Regions from separate parts of the Homo sapiens genome. Here region 1 is linked to region 2. Evidence: chromatin loops called from intact Hi-C (ENCODE). Cell type or tissue: PC-3. All regions are shown on one strand. Each heading gives the region's core, and the rest is flanking DNA. Links, peaks and the distances in the headings are about the cores only. Region 1 overlaps TTC23L (tetratricopeptide repeat domain 23 like). Region 2 holds the start of LOC105374721 (a long non-coding RNA gene).

The links. Peaks named below come from ENCODE experiments on the same cell type or tissue, not always from the same donor. Only the 100,000 strongest peaks of a DNase experiment are listed, where the experiment ranks them.
Region 1: it touches region 2 in a loop (5-fold over the local background); 2 of 110 quality-filtered maps call a loop at or near these places.

What each region holds. Positions count from the first base shown.
Region 1 is chr5:34,890,175-34,905,295 of GRCh38, forward strand. TTC23L (tetratricopeptide repeat domain 23 like) reads left to right here. Exons shown (of 11, transcript NM_144725.4): 10 at 6,596-6,701; 11 at 9,216-10,337. The coding sequence ends at 6,604. It overlaps RAD1 (RAD1 checkpoint DNA exonuclease), which reads right to left. Exons shown (of 6, transcript NM_002853.4): 6 at 15,086-15,121. Among named protein-coding and RNA genes, the nearest start is that of RAD1, 18 kb to the right of the region's middle. In PC-3, for the core only: CTCF peaks have their summits at 8,289 (motif pointing left) and 8,499; a DNase peak (open chromatin) is centred at 8,277.
Region 2 is chr5:34,577,082-34,592,202 of GRCh38, forward strand. It overlaps LOC105374721 (a long non-coding RNA gene), which reads left to right and starts at 8,757. Exons shown (of 3, transcript XR_925916.3): 1 at 8,757-8,805; 2 at 11,738-11,850; 3 at 13,085-14,140. In PC-3, for the core only: no CTCF peak of the experiment used is centred there; DNase peaks (open chromatin) are centred at 8,730, 9,280, 10,360 and 10,770; H3K4me3 peaks cover 2,231 bases; H3K27ac peaks cover 7,162 bases.

The sequences.
Region 1 (15,121 bases), core at 4,649-12,648, 310 kb after region 2:
TGGCTCACACCTGTAATCCCAGCACTTTGGGAGGCTGAGGCTGGTGGATCACTTGAGCTCAGGAGTTCAAGACCAGCCTGGGCAACATGGTGAAGCGCCATCGCTACAAAAAATATAAAAATTAGCCAGGTGTGGTGGCATGTGCCTGTGGTCCCAGCTACTTGGGAGGCTGAGGTGGAAGGATAACTTGAGGCCAGGTCAAGGCTGCAGTGAGCCGCGATTGCACCACTGCACTCCAGCCTAGGTAACAGACTGAGACCCTGTCTCAAAAAAAAAAAAAAAAAAAAAAAAGGTTGGGTATTTTGTTCATAAGATAGCTGGTAAATGTAAGATTTGAATCCGGGTTGATCAGATTTCAAAAATGCCATTTCACTAATGTAATACAGATTCTGACTTTGATGAATTTGAGTATACGTATGAGGATACCTGTTCAGCAGGCAAGGCTCCAGAACCCATTTTACATGTGGGAAAACTGAAGTTTTATGATTTACTGAAGTTAACTCACCCAGGAAGAGACAAAGGTAGAATTTTAATCTGGGTCTCTCTGACTCCAGGATCTGTACTCCAGGAAGTGTAGCTTACAATCTGAAGACAGACTGCCTGGAGTTTTTTTTAAAAGATGAGGTCTTTCTGTGTTGCCCGGGCTGGTCCAAACTTCTGTGGCCGGTCTTCTTGCTTCTGCCTCCCAAGTAGCTGGGATTATAGGCATCTGCCACTGCACCCAGGATTGCCTGGATTTAAAACTCAGGCTCCATCACTCAGCTCTCTGACCTAGGTGAAGTGACTTAACTCCCTCAGCCTCTGTTTATTCATCAGTAAAATATTAGTACTTTCCTCAAAAAGTACGTTTTCTGAAAGTTAATGAGATGATAAATAATACAAGACTTAGATCAGGGCCTGGAAGGTCTTAGCAGGTCTTAAATGCCCAATGAATGTTGAGATCTTAATAACAAAATAGTAATAATAACAATTCTCTATCTGAAGTACAAGAGATAATATGTCAGAATGTTAAAATAAGAGGCTTCTTTGTATCACCGTATTATTGTTTTATATTAAGAGTAATAGGTACAGAGTATACATTACTGGAGTCTGACCTGTGATCTTAACCTGCCTTTTCCACTCACAAAGTATGTGACCTTGGGCAAATGACTTAACCTCCTTGAACCTTGTTTTCCATTGCTAACATCCAGATCATAGTAAACCACAGAGAGTTGTTGTGAGTTTTAAATAAAATCATGTCTATAACATGCATAGTACAGTGCCTGGCAGAGTATGCGCTCAATAAGTGTTCGTAAAACACCCTTCCTTCCCCTTCTTCACAGAAGATTGCCTTTTGCTTTCAGGGCAACAGTTCAGAATATTTGAAATCAGAGATGATTGTTAGCCACTATTACCATAGGTTAGTTTTGAGATTTTGAATCTTTGAACATATCTAAAGTATATTTTGTGCTCTGAAGGTAATAATAATGAAACTAAAAGAACAAAATGTATAATTTCAGAGAAAAAATGCATGATGTTTCCTCAAAACTGAACAGAAGTTCTACTCAGCTTGTATTTAAAAATAGACACTTCAGAATATCTGGAATGAATCTAATTCTTCGGTAGCCTGAGGTTGCTTTGCCTTCCAGTATTTACTGTGTCTTTTAGGTGATCTGAAAAGATTCATAGAAGGAGGAAAAATTAGGAGATCTAATTCAGACCTTAGGTGGTATGAGTTTCTTTAGGTACTTGGAAATTAATTTTTCTTTCTGTAAATTACAACGAAACCAAACCTACCAAGAAAGTCCATATAAGGGGAAAAGAAGAGTCTTTTAAGGACTTTGCTGTGGCAGAAGGTTTTTCTTTCCCTGAAACAAGCCCATATCTCATTCCTCAAGAACTGCTGAGCAAAACCATGGGGGTAACTGCCAAAGCCAGATGTCAAAACCTGGTACAACGATTGCTGTCTCTTTGCAAACTTCAGCATCTTGCTGGAGTAATCAATCCCAGATGTCCTGGAACTCTGCTAGTTTTCCGATGTACTCTCCTGCTTCTTACCTCACCTCTTCCGGAAACTCGTTGACTACACTCACTGGACTTTCATTGCTAGGAGCCCGAATTCTTGGCTTTTGAAGCCTCTGCAAAAAAGCTAAAGTAGAAATGGCTCCTTGAAATCAGAGTTAATTTCAAGGTTAAATGATAGTTGCAAGGGCCTCAAATAAAATTTTGGTGTACAGAAAGGGCATACAAAAATCTCAGATTTAAACTTTCAGGTTGGTTAGTCTAACTTTTACCTAAATGTAAAATGTACTTCTTTTGTACATTTCTAGCTCATTTAAGCACTAGAAATACTAGTATGTTTAAGATATAGTCCCTTACGTGAAAACAGACATGTATGACCAGATTACAAGTTAGTCTGTAGTAAGTCTTTAGTAGAAATGTAAAGGAAAAGGGCAAGTAATAAATCATGAGGTTAGAAATGTGGGTGGAAACTCTGCGTAGGTTGGGGGATGGGTTGCAGGTTCTTCGAAGAAAAGTAGCCATTAGCAGGTAGACAAGAAGCTAGAGGAGAGTATTCCAAGTTGCATGAACAGAAGCATAGTGGCGTAGATACCCGATATTGCTGAGGAAAAGCAAGTGGCCTCGAGTGGTTGTAGTTTAAGGTACCTAAGGAGGGACGTGCTGGACATGAGTTTGGAAAGACAGACTGGGGTGAGATTATGGAATTTTTATGTACTGCGCTAAGGCATTTGGGATTTATTTAGTAGACAGAAAGCAACCATCAAAGAGTTTTGGGTAGATATGACATGATCAATTATTAGCTTTAAAACATTAACTCTGACAGCAATGAGAAGGATAGATGGTACCTAGGGAGAAGTGGGGAGAGCAGTTAGGAGGTAGATCTGATAGTCCAAGGGAGAGATGTTTAGACCCTTAATTATCTAAAGCCGTAGTAGGAAGAACGTGTAGAGGACAGATCGAGAAGCTATATGGAGTCTGTATTGACAGACCGTGGGACCAGTCAGATGTGAGGTTTAATAGAGGCAGGAATCAAAGGTAACTTTGAAGTTTCTAGCTTGGGCAACTGGGTGAATGGCAATGCTATTAAATAGTATTGGCAAGAGGAATAATCTTGGAGGATTTCTAGGGCGCCTGAGGGAAGATGGTTTCCACTTTGGATATGTTTGCAATACCCACAATACATTCACCTGGCAATGGCTGTTAAGTTGTTGGCTGTATGGGCCAGGAGCTCAAAGAAATGATTCTGAAGCTAATGGAATGGATAAAATAACCCATGGAATACATACATGTGAAACAAGAAGGCTTAGGAAAGAACTTTGGAGCATGCTTACACTTATTTCAGAGAGAATATAATATGGTGATTTGGTAGCAGAACAGCTGGGGCTCAAATTTGAGCTTTCCCACTTATAGTGAGACTTCCTAAGGCTTACTTTCTTCATCTGTGAAAATGCACAGAAATAGAGCACTTCATTTTAAGTGCTTTACTTAGTGTATGGCACATAGTAAGCTTCTGTGAAATGTTAATTATTGTAATTATCATTATTGTATTATTTAGGGATCACGCAGAAAGAGGAACTGAAAAGGAGTCTCTGAAAAAGTCCTTGAGAATTAGGAGAGTCAGGAAAAAATAGGAAATCAGAGGACAAAGTTTCAATGAAAGAGAGGCCAGTGTCATTGTTACGAAAGACACGAGGAGACACTTCAAAGAGGAAGAAATGCATATGACCAATAAACACACACACACAGATTTCCAATCTCAGGCAGGATTCAAAACATAAAATGCCATTTTTAACCTATCGTTTTTGTGGTAATGAAAAATACAGGCAAGAAAACCCAGCTCTGTCAAAAGTATGGGGAGCTCAGCCTTCTCAATACTCTATTTATATGGGACTGTATCTTGATTGCACCTTTTTGGTGGATATGTTGGGAAAAGTTAATAGAATGTTTAAATGCCTGTAACCTTTGACTCTGAAAGACCACTTCTAAGAATTTGTCTTTTGAAATCCTTACACAAAATATGTATTTATAAATATAAGTATATATACAAATATACACCTATACATACATAAATATATCTTTTAGATTTGTTTATAATAGCAAACAATGGGAAAAAAATGTCTACCAGTAGAAATACTAGTACATTTTTATTGCCATATAATATGGTCATTCAAAGGCATGATGTAGAGCTTTAAGTGTCATGGAAGAATATTCCCATATATACTGTTAGGGCTAAAAATATGAAAAGTACACATTAGTGAGCAATATATATAGCATAACTCATAAGTATATGTAAATATGTAGTTAGTGCAAAGGACAGTAATTATCTCTAGGACAGGATTATGGAGGACTTTCAAATTCTATGTTATGTATTTCTGTGTCATTTTACTTTTTACAATAAATATTGTGATGATAAAAAAGATACATTTTAAGAGTATGGTATATGTGTCAAATATTAAGAGAGTGCCATGTAGTGGTAAGGAATGGACTAGTGCCAGATGGCCTGGGTTATAATCCCAGCTCTGTCTTTAGCTGTGAGATCTTGGACAAATCGCTTTACTTCTCAGTTTCCTCATCCATAAAATGGGGATGATAATAATATAATATCTACTTCATAGGGTTGTTATGAATAAATAAGTTAATGTAAGTAAAACTGCAAAGAAAGGTGCCTGGCACATAGTATGTGCTAATTAGAGATGATGAGAGTGTTAATGATGATGATGATGATGATGATGATGATGATGTTAATGGTGATGATGAAGATGACAATGATTGCAGATGGAAAGGGAAGGATGACTAATCAGAAGCCATTATATTGGCAAATAGAAAATAATCACTGACATCACTGATATTAGCATGAGCTGTATTTGTAGAGAAGACCTTTGAGATTACTGTTTGTCCAGTACCTGATTAAATACCTCCCATAATCAGGAATTTACTCATTATCTCTCAAAATGGCCCCTTCCTTCCATTACTGGACAGTTCTGATTGTTAGAAGAATGTAGTAGTTAAGGTCATAGACTACATTTAAAGTTAGACATATCTGTGTTTGAATCCAGGCTCTACCACTTTCTATGTGCCATTAGGCAAGTTATCTTAAGCCCCACTTTTCTCTAATGAGGATTAGAATAGTATCTATAATGTAGAAACATAATGAAGAGTAAATGAGATTATTTACATAAAGCACTTAGCACAGTATCTGGTATACTGTTAAGTGCTCAATAAATATCAGCCATTTTAACAACTCTACCTAGTCATCAAACTTACTGGATGTATGAAAGCATGAAGTTATCAACTTTATCTTTCTATCTGTCAGATGTCTCTGGAACAGCTGCATACCGAAAAGTTATTTTGATATACCTTTTGATGGGTATAAAGCTGTAGAAACCAACAGAAGGAGCAGGGAGAACCATCCTTTTCTCCTCATAAGAGGGGAGTAAGGAAGGTGCCTCAATGCCTATTAAACTATTAGTGATATTCAGTCCTCTTGGTCATATGAACAAAATGGAACAGCCTCTTTTGGGCTGAGGGGCTGGAGAAGGAAAGTAGGGTGGAGATGGGGATTTGGGAGGTGATTATTTCCAGAGAGAAGTGAGCAAGGAAAAAGAAAGGAGGTGATATGCTGCAGTACATTTTGTATCAGCCAGACCAGTCTTGGGCAAGACCTTAGTGATGAAATGTATGTTCCATAAGCTGGGTTGTTTCCAGGCTGCTGCATTCATCTTCTTTTCCTATTATTTATTAGTAAACATTCCAACACTCCATCTACAAAATTAAGGAGGAAATATCTGGCCAAACCTTGGTATGAGTGAGTGAGGAGCACAATCTGCTCCACCAGAGCCAGGTAGCCAAACAAGGGGCAGCAGCTTTTCCAAATCAGGATTCTAGGACTAGCTGGAGGCATTGGGGCAGGTAGAGAAGTGAAAACTCAGAAGCCTTTAGTTCCCTGCTTGAGGGTCTCTTTTATGGGGAACAAGGGCTGCTAAGCCACAGTGAGCCAGCTCAGTGTACCTTATCTTTAGCAGAGCAGTGGGGAGCTCTGCAATCCCCAGCTACTCTGCCACGCCCACAGAAATGGTCTGATAGGAGAGGATAGCATGGAATAGGGCAGGCAGAGCTTGAGGTTCCAGAGCAAAAGGCTGGGTTTGGTGGAGCTTGATTATTAGTGTTGTCTGCCCTGGGGTACGGGTGGGGGAACAGCTGGACTTCTACCACATACTTGCTGTTCAGGTATAGAGAAAGAGCACTGTACTCTGAGTCAAGGCACCTTGTGTGTGAATCCCAAAAACCATGCGACCTTAAGTCACTTAAACATTGAGTCTCAGTTTCTTCATCTTCATTCATTCCTTTAACAAACATTTTTTGAGCACCTACTAAGTGCCAGGTGCAGTTAGAGCTGCAGGTGGTAATAAAGATAAATAAAACATGGTCATTAATCTTAAGGGGACAACATTCTAGTGTAAGAGAAAACATGAAGAAATAATAACATGAAATTTAAGTTCTGGAATAGCATTCTCAGTGCAATGAAAGGAGAGACAATCTATGAGAATTGGAAAACACTTCATAGAGAGGGTGACATTTGAGCCATTTCTTAAAGGACAAGTAGCAGTTCATCCAGATGGAGAAGAGAAGCCATTCCTGGAAGAAGGAACTCTACATACAAAGGCACAGAAGCATGACAGAGGGCAGTGTATGGAGGAATGGTAAGTACTTTACAGCTGTTGTACAGGGCAGCATGTCCTGAAAGGGGCTGCAAGAAATGCTGATTCCAAGGGATGTGTGCCAGTTCTCTGGGGGAGGAAGAAAGGCTCTGTAGCAGAAAGACAAAAATCATTTAAGGAAAAAAAAAAACAAAAAAAACAGGTTTAAACAAAGTGACACAGGTTACTTTTCTGAAGGGCTTCTCAGGACTTTTAATATACAAAACCTTCGGCTGGGTGCTGTAGCTCATGCTGTAATCCTAGCACTTTCAGAGGCTGAGGCAGGTGGATTGTCTGAGCTCAGGAGTTCGAGACCAGCCTGGGAAACACAGTGAAACCCAGTCTCTACTAAAATACAAAAAATTAGCCGGGCGTGGTAGCATGCGCCTGTAGTCCCAGTTACTCGGGAGGCTGAGGCAGGAGAATTGCTTGACCTGGGAGGTGGAGGTTGCAGTGAGCCGAGATTGTGCCACTGCACTACAGCCTGGGCAACAGAGCAAGACTGTCTCCTAAAGAAAAATAAAAAAAAAATTAAACATTAAAAAAAATACATATATATACAAAACCTTCCTTATTGGCATGTTGGGAACAAATCAGGTTTTTAACATTTTTATTTTTATATTTTAAATTTGTAGTGACGAGGTCTCACTATGTTGCCCAGGCTGGCCTCCAACTCCTTGGCTCAAGTGATCCTCCCGCCTCAGCCTCTCAAAGTCCTGGGATTACAGGCATGAACACACCATACCTGGCTGCAAATCAGTTTTTTAGAAACCATTGTATTTTACATACCTAAAGTCTTTTTGAAATGATCAGTGATTTAAATTTTGGCAAATAAAACCTTGCCCTGTCTTTAGAATCAAAGTAGAGAAACTAAGGTTTGGTTTTGTTGAAAGCAAAGGGTGTAGTGTATACTTGCCCTGAGGGTATACATGAATACTTTTGCAGTTTGGTAAGGAATTTTGGCCCCACTTTAGGACATAAAGTCTTTATGAACTATGATTATCTCATCAACTATTTAATCTGATCATAGAAATATGACTTCAGTGCATCCCTATGAATTAATCTTTTTGATTCATGGTGGTTAAGAGCTGTAGTTCTGGAGACAGGCAAGCCTGAGTTCAAACCCCAGGACTACCACTTTCTAGCTATGGGCAATCCTGGTTTCTTCATCTATAAAATGGGGATGAAGTATAGTACCTATCTCAGTGTTGTTGTGAGAATAAATGAGATAATGCATTATATGTAAAGTGCTTAGCAGAGTGCCTGGCCCCATAGTAATCATGTACTAAGTAACAGCTATTTTTAGTTTTACTGAAAGCTGGTCTTTGACTTTATTACCTTCTACTGGCACCACTGTTGCACGAAGCAAACGGAGATAGGGGCTGAATATTTTGAAAAGCTACTACCAAGCTGATGTGGAAAATATTTTGCTGGTTAACATCTCGAAAAAGATATAGACTTATCAGGTTCTGGAAACACTGTTAGTCTCATAGACAAGCAGTCTGACACAGTCACCTAAACTCAAAGATAATATATACACTATGGAAATCAGTTGTCCTTTCAGGTTTCAGACAAGGGGAATCCTGCCACCTTGTGGTGCGACAGAAGTAGGCCCGAGGCTGATTCCCACTTACTATCCCTAGCAGAGATGCAGCCCTCTTACAGTTCTTTGCCCACCTCTGAATTTATGAGACCCCTGGGCAACTAACTTAATCTGTGCCTATTTCTTCAGCTAATTTGGAATCTCATTATCTCCTGGTTTACTGCAAAGGAAGTTAAAGTGCCAGATAGCTTTCTATATTTTATACAGTCCAGTAATAGAGAATGAGCCTGTCTTTAGTGCAACTTGCATAGAAACCCCAAGTTCATAAAATTTTGTATTTCATATTCTACAGAACAAATATTCTTTTCAAGTAAAAAAAGGGCTATGAAAACCACTTTTTTCAGGCTTGAGGTAGAAATAGGAGGTGACTAAAGAACACTTAATAGTAACTGTGTTTCTGGAGCAGTCTTTTGGATCATAATACATCAAATTCCTGCTCAGCTCCTTCAGTAATGGGAAATCAGAGGACAGACATCTCAACGGCTAGAAACAAGCAAGAGAGATCTTTCACAGGGCCTCGGGCTGTAAGTCTCCGAGCTCGTGAGAAGAAACCACTTGAAAATCATCAACTATATAAAAGGCCCTAAATTAGATAAGTTTTCCACCTGGGATTTAAACAATCCAGGTGGCTCAAATATCCCTGGTTTGCCATCTGAATCAAGGGAAGAGCTCCCTGCTGTTTAGGAAGAAAACCCGAGACTCTAGTAAGATTTTAGAGGCCTATTAGAAGAGCCAGCATTTTGAGAGTATAGTCATGTGGTGGAATAATGGTGACACAGTCGCCTCAGGCTAAGTTCAGCCTTTGGCTCAGGTAAGGCAATGAGATCTGCTGCTGGGGGAGGCAGGGCCAGTTATGGAGGAAGAGAAGGCAAGAACCAAGAAAAATGCTCAAATGGTTTTCTCCTTTCCTCTAGGTCTTCTGTTATCAAATTGAAAACCTCTATACAGGATAGCCAACAATAAAGACAACCTTGTTGATGATAAAAATTCTCGACCACAAAATGTTTCTCAACACTGATAGCAGTGGCAGATCTAAAACAACGGTTTTTTATTAAGGACTCTGGGAAAAAAAGGTCCACTTAGCAGCAGCATTCCAGGTGAAATACCCAAGAGCCATTAGAAACTAGGATCCTGGCTGGGCGCGGTGGCTCATGCCTATAATCCCAGCACTTTGGGAGGCCGAGGCAGGCCAATCATGAAGTCAGGAGATTGAGACCATCCTGGTCAACACGGTGAAACCCCATCTCTACTAAAAATACAAAAAAAATTAGCTGGGCGTGGTGACACATGCCTGTAAACCTAGCTACTCGGGAGGCTGAGGCAGAAGAATCACTTGAACCGGGGTCGGAGGTTGCAGTGAACTGGGATCATGCCACTGCACTCCAGCCTGGCGACAGATAGAGACTGCGTCTCAAAAAAAACAAACAAAAAACAAACAAACAAACCCAACTAGGATCCTGATCTATGACTTGGGGGAAAGAAATCTTTTAGTCACATGCTTTAAGTTAGTTTTTTGTGTCACTGGAACTCCATTACCTTCCATTTCCCTTTTTCTAACTCTATTCCTTTCAGTTCTGACTTTTTAAAAAATTCTGCGATACCTAAGGAGTTTATTGGTGAACACTTTCATGTACTACAGTTGACCACTGAACAATGCAGGGGCTAGGGCTGCCAATGCCTTGTGCAGTCAAAAATCTTTGTATAACTTTGGATTCCCCCAAAACTTAACTGCTAATAGCCTACTGTTAACTGGGAGCCTTACTGATAAGCTTAACAGTTGATTAACACATATTTTGTATGTTATATGTATAGTATATAATATATTCTTACAATAAGTAAACTAGAGAAAGGCAAAGGTTATTAAGAAAATGATAAGGGGCCAAGTGTGGTGGCTCATTGCCTGTAATCCTAGCACTCTGGGAGGCAGAGGAAGGCAGACTGCTTGAGCCCAGGAGGTCGAGGCTGCAGTGAGCTGAGATTGTGCCACTGCACTCCAGCCTGGATGAGAAAGTGAGACCCTGTTCAAAAAAAAAAAAGAAAGAAAATAAGGAAATACATTTACATTACTGTATTTATTGATTCCGTTAAGTTTACATTGTCTGTTTACAGAAAGAATCCTGGGACTGAAATGAGGGGCATCCACAGCCACAGACCTCAATCTTTGATACATATCAAGCAATTCAGCTTTTTCTTGTAATGTCATGACTTCTACTTCTTGAGAACACTTCCAGCATCACTAGTGGCACTTCATATGGGTCCCATGGTATTATATGAGGTTTATGGTGCACTAAACATGATGAAAAATACTTAAGAATCTCGAGAGAGTACTTTTTTCTGCCACATGAAATTTACTGGAGAGTTGAACTGCTCATGCAGAGATGATTAGCATCACATAGCGTTTTGAGTGGATATTCACAACATCTGCGCGCACTGCCGCAGCAGTAGGAGGCAGCTACAAAATGATTGCAGTACAGTACGTACTCCAGTTGGTTTTATGTGGCTATGATTTAACCTTGCATCTTTACATTTGTTTACATTTCTCTGGACTGTGAATGGCACCATGTACTGTATATGTGTGTAAATTTTGAGAAAATTTAGCTTTTTATAATAGATTTGTGCATATTTTGTAGTAGCAAATGATAAAATAGACTAGTATATACATATATTTTATGCATTCATACCTTTTAAAATGTTTAAAAATATTTCTAGGCAACGCAGTTTGTGTTTTTTCAAATTGTCAAAAAACTCCAAAAAAAAAAACTTCCAATGTATTTATTGAAAAAAATCTGTGTATAAGTGGATTTACACAGTTCAAACCCATGTTGTTCAAGGGTCAACTGTATTTGGAGGTGTTTTTAGTCATAGCCTGTTTGAGGTCACCAAAACTGCCTTGGGAGGAATAGTTTGAACCTTCTGAAACACTTACCCTGATCTGATTTACTGAACTCGTCATAACATGTTCAAAGTCAGAAAGGACCATTTTATTTTATAAAGAAACTGGGGACGGCCGGGCATGGTGGCTCAAGCCTGTAATCCCAGCACTTTGGGAGGCCGAGGCAGGCGGATCATCTGAGGTCAGGAGTTTGAGACCAGCCTGACCAACATGGAGAAACCCTGTCTCTACTAAAAATACAGAATTAGCTGGGTGTGGTGGCGCATGCCTGTAATCCCAGCTACTCGGGAGGCTGGGGCAGGAGAATTGCTTGAACCTGGGAGGTGGAGGTTGCGGTGAGCTGAGATCATGCAATTGCACTCCAGCTTGGGCAACAAGAGCAAAACTCCATCTCAAAAACAAAAACAAAACAACAACAAAAGAAACTAGGGACAAGAGAGTGATTTGTTCAAGGTCAGCTTGGTAATTATAAAGCAGACTTCCTGGATCACAGATGATTACTCTTTCCATCCCACTCTGCTGCCTCCACCAAACTGGATTAAAAAGGCTTGTTTTAGGAACAGAATACTCACTGTGGTTGTTTATGAAGAAAATCCTTAGACTCTGAGCAAGTGTATATCTAGCGAAAGAATTTGCAATCTTGAATAATATTCCTTACTTTCTTGTGAATTTAGCGACAGAGAAATCTCATTTGGGTTTGCACTATAAATAACTTTAATTTTTCTCTCTTCATCTTTTCCCAGTTGTCTAACTTGATTTAATACAGCTCAAATGGCCGGGCGCGGTGGCTTAAGCCTGTAATCCCAGCACTTTGGGAGGCTGAGGCAGGGGGATCACCTGAGGTCACGAGTTCCAAGACCAGCCTGGCCAACACGGCTCTCTACCAAAAATACAAAAATTAGCTGGGCATGGTGGTGGGTGCCTGTAATCCCAGGTGCTTGGGAGGCTGAGACAGGAGAATCACTTGAACCTGGGAGGTGGAGGTTGCAGTGAGCCAAGATTGTGCCATTGCAGTCCAGACTGGGTGACAAGAGCAAAACTCCCTCTAAAAAATAAATTAATAATAATACAGCTCAAAGACCCTGTGTCTTTGGGGATCCAAGTGTATCACTATCAACATCTATATCAACGCACTCAGTGCTTACAGAACCACATTTTGGTTCTTCATTCAGGAAATTATTTCAGTCATTTGTTCAGCCTGTAAAATCTAAGAATCAACCAGTACCCAAGGTATAGTGAGTTGTGTTCTGCTGTGGCAGAAGCACACATATACTAACTAAGCCAAAGCCTTGTCCACTGACTGGTAGGCCTTCTCCTGGCAGTTGCCGACTAACTCCCAGGATGCTTTAGGGTTGGCACTCAGGATCAAGGTCCCACATTGCAGACCTGGCTGAAAGCAGCTATATATTCCATTGCCCTTCTCTGTGGTGCTTATTAACTGGTCACTTGGCCTATCATTGTTCATTTTAGCCCTTTCTGGAGATGGGGCTGCTGTTCTTCCCCAGAATATTCTGAATTGATTACAGTAGCATCAGAAGAGTTGCTTCCATTTTCACATACGTAGTTGAAAATAGCTCTTCAACAATGACTGACATTAAAAAAAAAAAAATACCAGAAAGAAATGGCCATTCAGACTCCATTTTGGGTGGCACCAAAATTTATAAAATGTTACTATTTTGCAATCCTAAGATCTCCAAACTGACAAACCTATATCAATAAACAGTAGCATAACACTGTGAAATAAAATTTTATGGTGTACCTGTTCCTGCATTTGGATTGTTTTTAATGTTTAAAGTTTTTCTTTATTGTCAGTGTAAGGTTGCCATTGTCTGAGGTTTTGATATTAAAATGTTTTATAAAATGGTGGTGATACTGAATCATATAATTTTAACATCCTTATACCTAGTAAAATAAGTTGGCACCTATGTTGGTCCCCAAAGTTTTTCCCAAAGGCATTTTTAGAGCAGTTTTAGGTTCATAAAAAAAATTAAGGGAAAGCTAGAGATTTCCCATTTACCCCCTACCTGCACACATGCCTAGCTTCTCCCTTATCAACATCTCCCACCAGAGCGGTACATTTGTGACAACTGATGAACCCACACTGACACAGCATTATTACCCAAGTCCATAGTTTACATGAGGGTTCACTCTTGGTGGTATACATTCTGTGGGTTTGGAAAAATTATAATGACATATATCCACCATTATAGTATCATACATATTAGTTTCACTGCCCTAAAAATCCTCTGTGCTCTGCCCAAAAGTTTTAAAATTTTACTATTTTGGTGAAATCCCAAAGTCTTAACAAGCCACATTAGAAATATAAAGTTGCATTCTCACTGCAAAACCACAGAAGCTACTTTCTAAATTCAACCAATCTGGATAACCCAATCCAATCAAACACCTGACATTTCTAACAGATCTGAGCTAACATACAGAGCTCTTACAATTCTTCTGAATTAGCTAACAAGCACTGACATTTTTGAGGTGGATGAGGATTAGCTATTTTCCAACAATCTCTGTACCAAGTTAGAAAAAAAAATAATTCAAGCCCAGATCAAGCTGTCTCACATACAGATTTCAATAAATATTGTTATTTTTATTTTATTTTTTGTTGAGACAGGGTCCCACTCTCCTGCCAGACTGGAGTGCAGTGGCATGACCATAGCTCACTGCAGCCTTGAACTCCTGGGCTCAAGCAATCCTCCCGCCTTAGCCTCTGGAGTAGCTGGGACTACATGCATACTCCACACCTGGCTAATTAAAAAAAAAAAATTTTTTTTAGAGATGGAGTCTTGCTATGTTGGCCAGACTAGTCTCAAAACTCCTGGGCTAAAATGGTCCTCCTGCCTCGGCCTCCCAAAGTGCTGGGACTACAGGTGAGAGCCACCACACCTAGCTCAATAAACATTTTTTAGCAAGCAAACAAAAAAGTTTATGTAAACGGCTGGGTGTGGTGGCTCACACCTGTAATCCCAGCACTTTGGGAGGCTGAGGCAGGAGGATCACAAGGTCAAAAGATCGAGACCATCCTGGCCAACATGGTGAAACCCCATCTCTACTAAAAATACAATTATTAGCTCGATGTGGTGGCATGCACCTGTAGTCCCAACTACTCGGGAGGCTGAGGCAGGAGAACCGCTTGAACCTGGGAGGTGGAGGTTGCAGTGAACTGAGATCGCACCACTGCACTCCAGCCTGGCAACAGAGTGGGACTCCATCTCAAAAAAAAAAAAAAAAGTTTATGTAACCTGTTCTGTATGTTCAATGACGTACTACCTGCTGATTTGGTAAGTTCACCCACCACTGCATTAAAGGTCCACTTAAGGCAGGCTTGACAATATTCCAGAAATAGTACTGTCCTAACGTAGTCAGCCACGGCAACCAAAATCCTTGGACAAAATGGCAGGAAGCAAGACCATTTTGGAATCAAGTGTCAGGCACCATGCCTAAGGGTACAGGCCACAGGGTTTACTAGATTGTTACTTCCTTTTTACTTTAGTATGAGGAAATACTCTGAAATAATTTAGTAAGTTCACATATCCTGAATACCTCTAGTTTTGCCAGTGAGAGCCACTACTAGTATCTATTATAATGATCAACAAGCTATGAATTTCAAAAATATATTTCACACATTTACTCTGCTGATTATCGAAATCTCTGGACGTGACTGAGATACAGATACGAAAAGCACTTGAAACCGCTGCTTTTGGTGTTTCTGTTTAGAACACTAGCTGTCCACTCCTGAGAGGGAAATTCTGTTAAAGCTAATGACTCCTCCTGGGGTGCTTGTAACCTGATTCTAGTATAAAAGCAGCACTGCCTATTCCAAAGAGAATGAAAGCAAATTACAAACATAATTGGGAAAAGAAAAAATACTATACACTCCGATTTCTCAGGACCCAATAGATTTTATTTCAGGTGGGG
Region 2 (15,121 bases), core at 4,747-12,746:
TAGTTGTCCTTGTTTGTTTTTAAAACATTGGAGTTATCAGCAGGATCCTGAGTCTCATTTCACTCTTCAAGCAGATTCTATTTTTGGCTTGGCAAACTTTGAGAGTGGAAGCCTTTTCCACGAAGAAGAAATGGAGCCAAAAAGAAATGGCTTCCTAAAAAAGCTTCATGTGCTTCTGGAAGAAAAATGATGTAGGAGGTGGAAGTCCAACCTAGAAATAGAACAGAGGCCAGAGGCAGGAGTCCTCCTCATGGGAGCATGACCTGTGGTAGCTCTGGGCTGGGCCTGCAGAAGGCGCCATGCCTGGTGAATGCCCTGCTCCCGCCATCTTGAGATGAGATGCTTCTCAAGTGTGGAAGAATCAGTTCTGCATTTTCATTTTGTACTGGACCCCACAGATTATGTAGCTGGTGCTGGCCAGCTGGGCTGTGTTGTGAGTAATACCTCCTTGTGTTCTCAGAGGATAAGAAGGGAGCTCAGTGGGGGGAAATGGCACCTAAGTTGTAAGGGTGCGTGAAGGCTTATTTTAAACCTCAACTCGACTGAAACATGCGGTGTCCAGATTAAATATTATTTCTGGGTGTGTCTGTGAGGGTGTCTCTGGATGAGATTAGCATTGAATCAGTGGACTGAGTAAAGCAGACCGCCCTCCCCAGTATGGGAAGACATCCTCCAGTCTATTGAAGGTCTAAGTAGAAAGCGAAGGTGCTGGAAGAGGGTATTTGCTCTCTCTGCTTGACTGCTTGAATGGGAATGTTAATCTTCTCCTGCCCTTGACTGGGACATGTACCATCAGCCCTCTGGCTCTCAGAACTTGACCACCAGCTTTCCCGGGTCTCCAGCTTTAAGATGACAGACCGTGGGACTTCTCAGCCTCCACAATTGTGTGAGCCGATGCTTCAAAATGAATCATATACATTAGATTTTATTTTATTTTTTTTTGAGATGGAGTCTGGCTCAGTCACCCAGGCTGGAGTGCAATGGCGCAATCTCAGCTCACCACAACTCCGTCTCCCGGATTCAGGCGATTCTTCTGCCTCAGCCTCGCAAGTAGCTGGGATTACAGGCACCTGCCACCACACCCAGCTAATTTTTTGTGTTTTCAGTAGAGATGGGGTTTCCCCATGTTGGCCAGGCTGGTCTTGAACTCCTGACCTCAGGTGATCTGCCCACCTCGTCCTCCCAAAGTATTGGGATTACAGGCGTGAGCCACCGCACGCAGGTTCCATTTTAAACTGATTGGATCTCCCCTGGGAGAGCAAATCTGACCTAGAGCAAAGGCCTTGTTCAGCCTGGGGTGTCCTGTTGGGTCCAAGCATTCATGAAGCTACATCTTTCAGACCCTTAGGTCTCAGGAGCCTCCTTAGAGAACCCAGAATTAGAGTGTGCCCATGAACTGTATTCATTTGCTACCACTGCTATAACAAAGTACCATAAACTTGGTGGCTTAAAACAACACAAGCTTACTCTCTTACAATTCTGGATACCAGAAGTCTGAACTCATCCTTATAGGCCTAAAATCAAGGGATCTGGAGGCCCCAGGAGAGAACCTGTTTCTTGCCCCTTCCAGCTTCTCATGGGTGCCAAGAATCCTCGGCTCATGACCTCATTACTCCCATCTCTGCCTCTGTGGTCATTTTGTCTCCTCATCTGTGTTAAAGCTCCATCTGCCTCCCTCTTATAAAGACACTGACAACCACATTTGAGGCCCACCAGGAAAATCTCTCCATCCCAAGGTCCTTAACTTAGTTGTATCTGCAGAGTCCCCCTTGCCACATAAGGTAACATTCACAAGTTCCAGGGATTCAAGCATGCATGTCTTCGGTGGCCATCACTCAGGCTACCATAGGAGCTGTTGTGAAAGTTTGTGCTCAGCCAAGAAGCCCAGTGTCTTCCTGCAGCCCCAGGCCACTCCAGCACTTCCCTCACTGCTCTCCACTCTGGGCCTGAACTTCCAGAAGGCTCCCTGAAGCAGATCCACACCTCTGCAGCACCACTTCCCCAACCTTACCAAAGTGTGCCTGTGAACAGATGCTGCAAGAGGAGAAAGGAGAGGGGGAGGAAGGAGAAGGAGAAAGGGTAAAGGGAGGGAGGGTCACTCCAACCTTGCCTGCTGGTTAATGCAATAAACTGAATTGGACCAAGATGTCGATCACCTCTAATGATGGCATACATACTCTTAATACTTAATTTGACTCAAAGAAGAGACTAATAAAATAATTCCAGGCCCTGGAGAGGTCCACAGGGAAGACACTTTTGTTCAGGCACTGAAAAATAAACTATATCCATTTACCAGTAGGCTGGTCTGACCACTGGAACCAATGAACGACAGCAGTTCAGGCATTTTATAAACCCAGAGCACTGGCCAGGGATGAGCTCTGCAGCAATGGGTTTGCCTCTGTTTAGCCTCAGAACCTGGCTGACAACAGAACAGGGCCTGCGGGAAAACAAGGACAGGTGGCCAGTTATCCAAAGGGCTTCCTGCTCCACCATCTCCTACTCTCTCTGGACAGTTCATACACCAGAGAAAATGGCCTAAATATACGAACCAGATGATATGAGTCCCTTGGGAATGGGACTCATAAATACCACTCTGGGTGGAATTTAGCACAAATGGGATGGTGTGCAGAGCCATCCCTGAGCTCCCGTGAAGTGAGTGGAGTCGTCCTCTTTGTTATTCTCCCCTAAAGGCCCCTTCTGTCTTTACCCTGCCTCATAAAACTCCCCACACATTCAGCCCCCAGGGCCTGACACTGTTTCTGTCTTTGCGGCCCTGTCAGCAAGGGTTCAGGGGATAGTGGAGGAACATAAACACTTTTTTTTTAAAGAGAAGGTCCCACTCTTTTGCCCAGGTTGGAGTGCAGTGGAGCAATCATGGCTCACTGCAGCCTTGACATCCCATGCTCAAGTGATCTTCCCACATCAGGTCCCCCAAGTAGCTGGGACCACAGGCATACAACATTATGCCTGGCTAGTTGCTTTTCTTTTAATTTTTTTGTAGAGACAGTGTTTCCCTACGTTGCCCAGGCTGGTCTCACACCCCTGGGCTCAAGCAATCCTCCCTCCTCAGCCTCACAAAGTATCGGGATTACAGGCATGAGCTTGCTATTCCTGGCCCTAAACACATTTTTTTTTTTTTTTGAGACGGAGTCTCGCTCTGTCACCCAGGCTGGAGGGCAATGGTGTGATCTCGGCTCACTGCAACCTCCACCTCCAGGGTTCAAGTAATTCTCCTCCCTCAGCCTCCTGAGTAGCTGGGATTACAGGCGTCTGCCACCACATCCAGCTAATTTTTGTATTTTTAGTAGAGACAGGGTTTTGCCATGTTGGCCAGGCTGGTCTTGAACTCCTGACCTCAGGTGATCACCTGCTTCAGCCTCCCAAAGTGCTAGGATTACAGGCGTGGGCCACTGCGTCCAGCCCTAAACACATTTTTAAAAGAAAATATGAATAACGTGCTAAAAACCAAATGGGTGATGCACATAATTTGTGTTGAAATTCAGAAGGGAAAGAACTTTGTGAAGGAGGTGATGCTTGGATTTGGCCTTGAACCCGTGAGCCAGGCACAGGCAAGCAGAGGATAAGGCCAGTGAGTGGGAAAACTCACGGAAGAATTAAGAAAAGCCACATGAGAGAGTCATAGAAAGGCCACGGGCTGGGGTCAGGGACATCTGTGATGCACCCATTAGAGCTATAGTCTGGTCCAGAGGGGACAGGGCCTAAGCTAAGGTGATGATGATAATGAAGGGCAAAGCCTGGTAATGGAGTTAATGTGGCCAAAGAGAGTTAGTGCTCCACCCACCCAGCCCCAGTGTGGACTCCTGGCCTTCCCCATCTAAATGCTACCACTCTCCCCATAGCCAGGAAGCCCCACAATTCTTTTATCTTTTGCTCAGAGCCCCATAGCTAAACACTATTGACTTTAATTTTCAAATATATGTCCAATCAGATCAGTTCTAACCACCTTCATTGGCACCTCTCCAGTTCGACACCATCTCTTGTCCAAGTTACTGAAACAGCCTCATGGCTGCCCTTCCTTTAAGCATTTTGCTGTATTACAATTCATTCTCCACACAGCTGCATAAATACAGGCAAGCCACGCCCCTGCTTAAAGCCCTCCAAGGCTTCCCGCAGCATCGCAGCATCGGGAATTAGATCCAAACACATTACCAGGGACAAAAGGCCCTCCTTGTCCTGCTCTGCTTTGCTGTCTGACTTTGTAAAACCATCCCAGAGATGAAGTGGCTCTACTCCGAAATGGTACCAATTGTCCTAACTCCTGGTAGACGTTTCCTATGTGCCAAGGATTCTTCTAGGTTCTTCATAAGTAGTAAATCATTTGATTGCCCCTCCTCCCCCTAAATAACACTAGGAGTTAAATCCTATGGTCCCTATCTTACTGATGAAAAAATTGGAACACAGAAATCTTACATAAGCGGCCGGACTGGGGTGAGACCCCTGACTCCCCCATTATGCTATACCCTTCCCCATCTCCTGTGGCCAGTGGAAGTGATGATGCAGTTTTGTAAGAAGGAAAACTGTGGCTGTGCTGGAAAGTGAGAAAGGCATGTGTATCCATGCATACACATACATACCTTTAAATATGTGACATGTTCAAACACACGTAGGAAAGAGTGTAAAAGGATATCAACAAAATGTTAACAGTGATTATCTCTGGAAATGAGAGAATGGGTGCTTTCTATTGTATTTTCCTGAATTTACACCTTTTCTAAAAAAATTTCTAAACATAAAATAGGTATTGCTTAAATGTCATCCTTTTTTAGTGAGGCTTCCCTGAAGACCTTTACATCCCCCTTACATGCTCCCTCCCTCATTTCTGCTTGACTGTTCTCCACAGCACATACCTTCATTCAATATACTATACATTTTACTTATTGTAGTGGTTTTATGCCTCCCTTTTAGAATATAAATACCATAAGTAGGGAATTATCACCTGTTTTGTTCATTCCTGTATCCTTAGACCCTAGAATAGGAAATTCATAGTAAGCACTCAATCTGTTGAATAAATAAATGAAATCAATGAATTAAAAGAAAAAGTAGGTCATTTTTAGGAGCACATATCATAGGCAACCTCTTCACCTAAGGCTGACCCAGAACAGAGGCTGGCACTCCTGTGGGTCACATGTTCCCACTAGTTTGGGAAAAAGTGTTTGCTATCTCAGCATCATGCTCCCCTCATCTGCCACCCTCACAAGGAAGATCACTACCATTGGGCAGCCAGCCATTGTTCTAGTTGCCTACGATGCTACCTGCTCTTCTTGTCTTTACTCTGTTTGTACAAAGCCTACACTCCCTGGAAATTTCACTCACGGCTAGTTCTGTGTTAACTTTGCTTACTCCATTTGTGGAAGTGGTCCAGCTCTCTTCCCAGCCATGGATAGAACAGCTGGTGGGGACAGCTTAAACAAAGTCAGGTGCTAACTGCTTCCCGCCCAGTAGCTGGTGTTCAAAGACTTAGCTCAGCCCTTGGCCCCAAGACTCTGCTGTGCAATTTGCACACCTCCCTCAAGAGGCTTGGGAGAGAAATACAGTCCCCATAGCCATCCCCTTAGAGACAGACTGAGAGCCGAAATTCCCTTCTTGCAAAAGAATTTGGGGACAGTCCTGGCCCCATCAGCTGAACAGACAGTTTGGTTTTATAAAACAACTTGGGGGAAAACTAGATAACTCTTATTTTTTGATTTCCTGGGAAAATAATGTGATTATTTTGTGTATAAGTGTTTTTAATTTGACTTTTTAAACTATTAAAATATTATTGCATGCCCCTGTAGTCCCAGTTGCTCGGGAGACTGAGGTGGGAAGACCACTTAAGCCCCAGAGGTCGAGGCTGCAGTGAGCCATGATCATGCCACTGCACTCCAGCCTGGGCAAGACAGAGACAGGCTCTGCCTTGAAAAAAAATGCTCTAAGCAGAAATGGGCAAGGGGAAGCTTTCCACCCAGTATTTGATGAGAATCACTAATCTAGCAGTCCTCCTGTTGTTGGATACTTGAGCTGCCTCTAATGGCTCACCAATATAAATAAGGCAACAACAAACATCTTCAAATATATAGTTTTTTATCTTTGGAATTCCTTCTTGAACTTGACCCTTCTACCTGTTGGTTTTAGCTAGTATACACCCAGCATCTGGTAGAAAACACTTTTATGTTATATTAGGCTGAAAACCTGGGAATCCTATGATTTGTGTGGGCCACACCCTTGTTTCTGTAAGAACTGTTGTGTTTTCACAGGAAATGTTAGTAATACAAGTGGTGTTAAGCAGTGAATAGATGTTCATTTACTAAAACAGGAAGAACCAAAGTAGTGTTGAGAGGCAGAATCCAGACAACAGGAAACAGTCACAAGATGCAGAAGGTTCTGTGAGTTCTGAGGGTCTGTGCAAATTTGACTCTGTAATAAGGTAGATGGGCAAAAAGTGGAAATATCAGGTCTGAGACATGAATGCAAGAAAGATCCTGTGGACAAAGAGTCTAGTATAGTGATTAACAAATATGGGTTCGGAGTCACACATATGTTCAATTTCCAGTTCTACAGATTAGGTGTGTGACCTTGAAAAAGTCGCCTAAACTCTCCAAGCCTTGGTTTCTTATCTCTAAAATGGAAATTGTAAATGATACTACATTGACAGGGCTCTTATGCCCTCAAACTTCCCTTCGGGCTTGGCCAATACAGAGCCCCAGCTGATGAGAGGAAGGAAAGAGAAGGAGGTCAAAGTATATATTCTATAAGGTACCTCCTTGTGAGGTTGTGGCTGTGTCCCTCAACAAGAAAGCAGCACTCCTTTTCAAGTGGCGTGCTCTACAATACTCCTTTTCCCTTCAGGTTTCAACAACCTCTTCTTCTCCTTATCTCTTTGGCCCTAGAGATAGCATCTTAGTTCATCTTCTGTAATTTATAACAGAATACCTGGAACTGGGTAATTTATAAGAAACAGTTTATTTCTCATAGCTTAGGGAAGTCCAAGGTTGAGAGGGCCATCTGGTGAGAACCTTCTTTCTGGTGGGGACTCTCCGCAAAGTCCCAAGGTGGTGCAGGGCATCATATAGTTGGGGGGCTGAGTGGGTGAACTCAGGTCTCTCTTCCTCTCCTTATAAAGCTCACTCCATGACAACCCATTAATCTCTGAATGGATTTATCCATTCAGGAGGGGAGAGCCCTTAGGACCCTTAAAGGTCTCATCTGTCAATAATGACACATTGGGGATTAAATTTCAACTTGAATGTTGGAGGAGACAATTATCAAAACCACAGCAGATGGTAACCACTCTGAAGTCCCCTGTGGTTCCCCTATTCTCCCCCATCTTTGTAATTTAGCTCTTAGTAAATCAACCCTGCTCAAATTATTCTACTTTGAGTGTGCTGTCTGATTTCCATTGGGACCCACACCAATACAGTATCCTTCCCCTGCTGTTTTATCTATTACATTCCTTAGGCCCTCTGGCTTCCAGATGGATTCAGTCAATAAGGACCCTGGATGGTGGAAGGTGGGGACTTGCAGGCATGTCTGTTTTCAGTGATGTCTCCTGTGGTTCCAGCTTTGAACAGTGACTGGCCCCTGGGCTTCAATAACACAGCCCGTTCCCTTTTGCTCTCTGCTGTTGCTGATCTCAGCTGCCTCACCATTGCTGTCTGGGTTCTCTCCTCTTCCTTCACCTGCATAACCAATTCCCTGGATTAAATTTCCTTTGGTTAAAATACTTAGAAGAAGTTTGGTTGCCTTGGTTGGACCCTGACTGATATATTCTCTAAGTCGCAGTTTCCTCATCTGTAAAACAAATCTAACAAATAATACCTATCACCAAAGGATAATGTGAGAATATTAATGTAGGAAAAACCCATGATAACTGCTCAATAGATATTAACCATTAGTAGTCTTTTCAGAGCTTCTGGTGGTCCTTGGGATAAAGTCCATCCTCTGTAATATGATTTATAAAATATGGCTCCTGGTGGGGTGTGGTGGCTCATGCCTGTAATCCCAGCACTTTGGGAGACCGAGGCAGGTGGATCACCTGAGGCCAGGAGTTCAAGACCAGCCTGGCCAACATGGTGAAATCCCGTCTCTACTGAAAATACAAAAATTAGCCGAGCATGGTGGTGCACACCTGTAGTCCCAGCTACTTAGGAGGCTGAGACAGGAAAATCTCTTGAACGTGGGAGGCAGAGGTTGCAGTGAGCTGAGATCACACCACTGCACTCCAGCCTGGGCACTGGGCAACAGAATGAGACTCTGTCTTAAAAAAAAAAAAAAAATTCTGGCTTCTGGTTTCCCTTCCAGTCTCATGTCTCCCTCTCTGTCTCATACAGATTCCCCAGCCCTATATAAAGTCTTTCACTGTTCCCTCTACTAACTCTGGCATAATACCTATTCCACTTTATTATAATTACTTATCTCCATCCATCTTCTCTGCTAAAGCTGTGGGGTCCCCAGAACTTGTTCATAGCTTACTCACACTAAATCCTCAGTAAATGTATACAAATAGAAGGAAGGAAAAAGGAAAGGGGAGGAAACAAGAGAGGGACAGGTAGTAGTAAGAAGTACAATGACCTAGAGATCCTGGCAAAATAGTGGGTCAACAATCTAGACCAGTGAGTCAGGGGTAAAGGCATAGACAAAAGCTACTTGTTGCTAGGAGGCAATGGGTCAGAAATCTAGATGGAAAACAGTACAAGGCTGTACAAACAAAGGAACCAAAGGTAAACATGAAACAGAAGTTTCCAGCCCCACCAGGAGCTCTTATTCACCTCCTGCTGACTCGGGAAGCTGTTCCACCATCCATCACGCAAGGTAAGAAAGGCGAATGGCAGCACCTGGCTGGAAAAGGAGTGAGGGGAAGTATGGGTGGCTGATTGTGACGGAAACACAAGGCTGTACAGCACTGGCCATGTTCCTTGAGTCAAAATGATCCAGGTGGCTTTCAAAAATCTTAGTACATGAGAAATACCCCATGGCCCACTCTCTTATTTCCCCTTTCACCATGGAAACTCGCCAAGCTGAGTTTCTTGACTGGGCTACCTGCACGACCAAACCAAACAGGCACCTAATCTCTAATCTTACTGCTGGGCTCTGTCTCAGACCAGATGAGCAGAGTTCAGGCTGGATATCCCACAGGAGGAAGGCTGAATACCCCTCTCCTCACCAAAGTTGGTTAAGGTCTGGGTGAGTTATGTCTCATGTTCCTGTTGTGAAATGGAATGAACAAACAGGGGATGTGATTCATGTCTGTAGACACGTAGTATTCCTGAGAGCTAATCAGGAAATGCCATTTCATGTCTGGTCTTATAAAGCCTCTTCAAAAATTTGATAGAGGCTAAAGGGGAGCAATCATTTTAAAGTGAGCTCTTGTTATCTCTTCAACCACCTACGCCACACGCCCACCACTAAGTTCTGAGAAAACTTTACACCCCCCTCTTCTTCCTCTGCCCTAGTCCCTCTCCCCAACCCGTACCGCCAACACACACACCTGCATACACATGCACATGCAAATTGTTTGAAAGAAACATCATATGGCCAGGTACGGCGGCTCACGCCTGCAATCTCAGGACTTTGGATGGCTGAGGCGGAAGGATCTCTTGAACCGGCCATAGTGGCTCATACCTGTGGTCCCAGCCACTCAGGAGGCTGAAGTGGGAGGATAGCTTGAGCCTGGGAATTCCAGGCTGGGTGAGCCGAGATCGCGCCATTGGCCTCCAGATCAAGTGACAGAGCCAGACCCCGTCTCAAAAAAAAAAAAAAGAAAGGAAACATCATACAACATGAGGCATACTTTACACTGAAGTAAGTTGTTGTTTTCAAGGCAAAATGAGTTTCCCTTAATTTATAGGAAATAAAAAGAAATATTTAAAAGACTAGTAAGAACAAATAAATCCAGTTCTCAGCTGGTGATCGATAAATAAGAAAAAGAAAGACAGATAAGGAGAAGATTCACCTATAAATTAAGTGCATTTAACAACTTAAATTATTACTTCCCCCAAAGGAAATGAAAATGGACCCTCTGATCAGAGAGATAAAGTATGTTTTATTTTAGTTTTTTAATTAATTTTGCAGGGAGACACCTAAATTTACCAAAAAAGGGAGCTAATATCAGGGAAATACAAGATCTTAATGGAAAGATTATGGAATTCACAAGTTACTGGTGGCAACAGTTTGGACACAATTAGACATCTTAACGATAATGAAAGTATATAGTTTAATGAATCTATGTCAAGGGAAGCCTTGAGTATAAAACCTTTACAGGGTCCGACGAGATGAGGACTTTTGCTCAATGAGTAAATAGTGTTTGACCAGTTGATTAGTAAGGATGTGTTTTTGAATTCCTCGAGATTTAACAAGATGACAAATCGGACTTGTTTAGATTTCTTTTTCGGGCTAGCAAGAACACTTTGACACACTAAGTAGGAGGAGTCCCCTCAACCCTCTGTGAGACTCCTAAGCCCACTAACCCTGAAGTCACACACAGCTCAAGACACACAGAGGGGGCCTCTAAGCTGAGAGACGTTTATTCAAAGACTTCTCTGATCTATCAGAACTGGTGATCTAGGAGCTTTTTGTAAAGCTAGGTATTCTTCCTCTCCAGAAAACAAAAGCAAAAACAAAACACTTTGCTTCTCTATCAGAGGGATCCTTTTCATTTCTTTTCGGGGAAGTCTTCTTTCACGTTTAAATGAGCTCAATTTATAGATGACTCTTCTCCCTGTCTGTTCTCCTTGTCCCCTTTATCAAGCATGGTGAAAACTGTGGAGTCATCCTTGTCTCATCTGCTCTGACTAATTTGTTTACCATATCTGGCCAGTTCTTCTTTTGAAGGGTGGCTGCAATTTTCTCTTTCTTATCTCAGTTGTTGTTGCTTTGCATTAGCATGTTTTCATAGCCTCTCCTCCTCTCAGTCCCTTCCCTTCCTCCTGAAATCTAAACCTTTCTGACACTCTTTCATCTGGCACTGCCCCCTCACAACTGTTATGAGTTCCTTTTTCTCCCACATTGAGTCTGAATTCCTCTCTATGGCTTTCAAAGACTTTCTTATTCTTCCTCAACCCTCTTCATTATCTGCTACTCCCTAGTGCTCCCTTCTCTAGTGAGGTCAATATTCTCTTCCACTTACTGGGCTTGTTTCTCTTCTTCCTTCTCTTTACCCATCAATTGCCCTGTCCATTGGCTTATTTTTTTTTTTTTTTTTGAGAAAGGGTCTTGCTCTGTCACCCAGGGCAGAGTGCAGTGGTGTGATCTTGAACTCCTGGGATCAAGCAATTCTCCTGCCTCAGCCTCAGCCTTCCAAGTAGCTAGAGTTATAGACGCATGGCACCATGCCCAGCTAATTGTTTTTATTTATTTATTTATTTATTTATTTTTGAGATAGGATCTCACTTTGTTGCCCAGGCTGGGTTGAACTCCTGGGCTCAAGTGGTCCTCCCTCCTTCACTTCCCAAAGCGTTGGGATTATAGCCTTGAGCCACCGCGCTGGGGCCGGCATTTCTCACTTCTGTCTGCAGAGCATGTCTCCTCATCAGAGACCAACTTCTTACAAAGTCCCACTCAATGACTGAGATTCTTCCCTTTCTCTAAGCTCCCACAGCATGTAAAGTTTGTGGCACCTGGCTTGATACAGGTCTGGATCATTTTCAAACCGCTCTATTTGTGTGAATCTTGTCTCCCACAAAAATGATACACTTTTCAAACAAAAAGTCCATTTTCTCTGCTTACATGCATTTTGTGTCTATAGGAAAAGTTTAGAAGAGAAAGCATGATTTACATTGGATCCGTTGACATCATCATGTGATGGAGAGGCCTTTGGAGTCAGCCAGACTCATCTCAACTCTGCCACTTACTCATTGTGTAGGTGAAACTTCTGAGTCTCCATTTCCTCATGTGTAAAATGGGGATACTAATTCTTGGCAGAGTTGCTATAAAAATTAAATGTCATAAGATATGGAAAGCTTCTTAGATACTATTTGGCCCATAATTATATGCCCAATAGATAGTAGCAATATCTATTATTAAATTCTGGAGGAGGTAGGTGGCAAGACTCAATTCTGGAAGTGAGTTGGACTCACTCTCAGGTGTCCTTAGATCCTAACTGATAGGGAGAGAGGAAGCAAGAGCAGACTTCCTATCTGCTCAGCCTGGATGTGGTCAACTTCTGTCTGGGATGGTGTTTAACTGGCTGGAGGAGTTTTACTTTCTAAGATGAGAAGGAAAGGTTGTCCAGAGGGACCAGCATTCCAGAGGCTCATTTCCTGGGCCCAACTCTGAAGCTCCTTTCCTCAGAGATGATGCAGGACCCGATTATAGAGGTAGACACTGTCATACAAGAGCAATACCCCAGGGATGAGAAGCAGACATTTGGCCTTGACAGAGAGAGATTCTCCTGGTGACAGGAGCTGGACTGGTGCTGAGCGCATAAGGAGTGGCTCAACCAATCCTGCAGCAACCTGGATGCTAACAGGCACAGAGAGATATGAGGGATACAGTAATGTAACAGACTCTACTACAGTGCTTACTAAGTATGTGTCTGCATTGATCTTTGAGCTTTATGTTGTAATATTAATCTTCACAACAACACTGTGAGGTAGCTACCATTCTTGAGCCCCATAGTCTCTATCTATCCCTCTAGATTCCTTGTCTGCCCTCCTGCACTCTGCTCTGGGCCCTAGGAAGCTAGCTTTGATGGATGGCCTTAGCCTGCCTCCTTTGCACTCTGTATCTTAGTTGGGTTCAGCCACTGGGGGCTACTAACAGGAGGCACAAATATCCAGGAATGGGAATAAAACATTGGGTCTGAAAGATGGCAGGGTCAATGTTCCTCCACTGAGAGCCACAGCTATGAGTACACAGCCCTTTCTACAGGCAAATCCATAGTTACTCTTCATTCTCATAAAACCTGTGGGCCTAAGGGCAGAATTGGCTTCCTGATGTTGCTAGCTCTGGGGTGCTTCACTGCCCCATGCTGGTTTCCCCTAATCCTGCCCACTTTGGTGAGTAGTCTCTTTATTAAACCCTTCTCAATTTGAGAACACATCTGTTTCTTGCTGAGACCCTGACTAATATAATTATTGTCCCTCTTTTACAGATGAAACGCGGAAAAGTTCAGTAAAACCACCAAGTAAGTGGTGGAGCTGGGACTCAGTCCAGGCACCCAGACAACCTGGTTCCAGAGTTGGGCTCTACATTTTACTGCCAATGCAGTTCATGGAAATAACAAAGATGTGACCTGGAGAAATACCCATGACTGTAGCTTTGTGCTTTCACACCCAACCAGGCTACCTCCACAAATCAGTCTGGCCAGTGCTCACTACTCCAGGCCCCAGAGTCAGATTTTGTCATAGTTGCTTATTGTCAATTTCCTCCTTCTCTTAAGGAGACTGCAAACCCCTTCTCAGGCCAGTGTCTATTCAGGGTGGTTTTTGCTCACCCCAGTTCAGACTCCTAACCGGAGTACAAGGCGTTAGAAAGGGGTGGACCGAGGACAGAGGAAGAATGGTAGGCTCCACAAACCTAGTGCAGAAAGGTAAGACATGCGATCATTTCTTGCTTTTTTTTTTTTTTTGTGACAGAGTTTTGCTGGAGTGCAAGTGGAGTGCAGGCTGGAGTGTAGTGGCATGATCATAACTCACTGCAGCCTAGACCTCCCAGGCTTAAGCAATCCTCCTGCCTCAGCCTCCTGAGTAGCTAGGGCTACACATGTGCACTACCATACCTGGCTAATTTTTTTATTTTTGTAGAAATGGGATCTCTCCATGTTGCCCAGGCTGATCTCGAACTCCTGGGCTCAAGCGATTCTCTCGTGTCTGCCTCCCAAATTGCTGGGATTACAGACGTGAACCACTGTGCCCAATTTTCCTGCTTCTTCCTAATCTCTTTTCCTCCCTCTGAGGATGAGGATAATTCCCAAAGATGCTAACAAAGCTGTGAATGTGGAGGAACCAGAATTTTGCTCTGCGTCTAGGGCAACGTTTTATTTGGTTGTTAGAAACACCTAATTAATATACACAATTTTACTTCACGTGCCTGTTGTTTCTTGAAAGGCGAGGGGTTCCTCTTTGAGTATCATGCAATCCCATCTTTATCAAATGTTATTTGAGAAAACTGCCACTGAAAAATCAATAAAACAGTTATTGGAAAAGAATCATCCCGATGAGTGTCCATTAAGTCTCTAGCAAAGATTGATTTCAAATAAAGGACTGTTGTATAAAAAACTAACTCTTGGCTATAAGAGCTTATAATGGTGGAATAGTTTTTGTGTCTGCTTTTAAAAGCTATTTGGATCATTTTCCTCCTTGTCAGCACTCTTTATATCTATGGGATCATTCTTTAATGCAAACATAGTAGTTCAAGGCATAGAATCTGGAGCGAAATTATTTGGACTCATTTCTGGCTTGGTCACTCTCTGAGTTTGGGTTTGCTCAAAATTTGATGAGGATTTGGGTGCAAGCAGCTTATTTGAGAGGTAACAGCAGGAAGTGCCAGTAAGGAAGTGGGGAAGTGATGCAGGAAAGTAAAGACAAACAAGATGGTGGGCATGAAGGAGTGGGCACTGCCGGGTATCTGGGGACCATTCCCGCAGGCATCCACTGGGAAACTACAGAGCTCATGCTTCAGTGGTGCGCTACCCCAGGAGTGAGAAAGCTGGGAATTCATCTACCAGCTCCCATCCTGCATTGGTTGAGGGCTACTCCCGAGGTTGTGAGCTTCCTGGAATTTCTAGCCTGTCCCTGGGCAAGTCGAGCCTGCTCCTGTGGCCAGAGCAGCCCGCTGGTGAGAGTTGTGCTGGCACAGGACCAGTGGGAGACAAGAGAATATGAGAGAGGACCAACAGCATCTGCTGCAGCCCAACCCGTCACACTCAGATCCACTCATGAAACTGTCCAATCAATGATTTCTCAAAGCATCTGGTCATAGTTTCCAAGGAAGAAAAAGATTTATCACAGGCATATTCGTGAGACAAGCTACAGCCCCTTCTGCTGCAGTTAGTCCAAAGGCTCTAACTCTACTCTTCATCATCTGACTCTTCTTTCTCCCACTCTAGGTTCCCCCGACCCCCATCCTGGCCTTCGCTGGTCTAGGTTGTGTGCCCAGTGAGGTAACCTAGACCTTCACCCCTCATTTC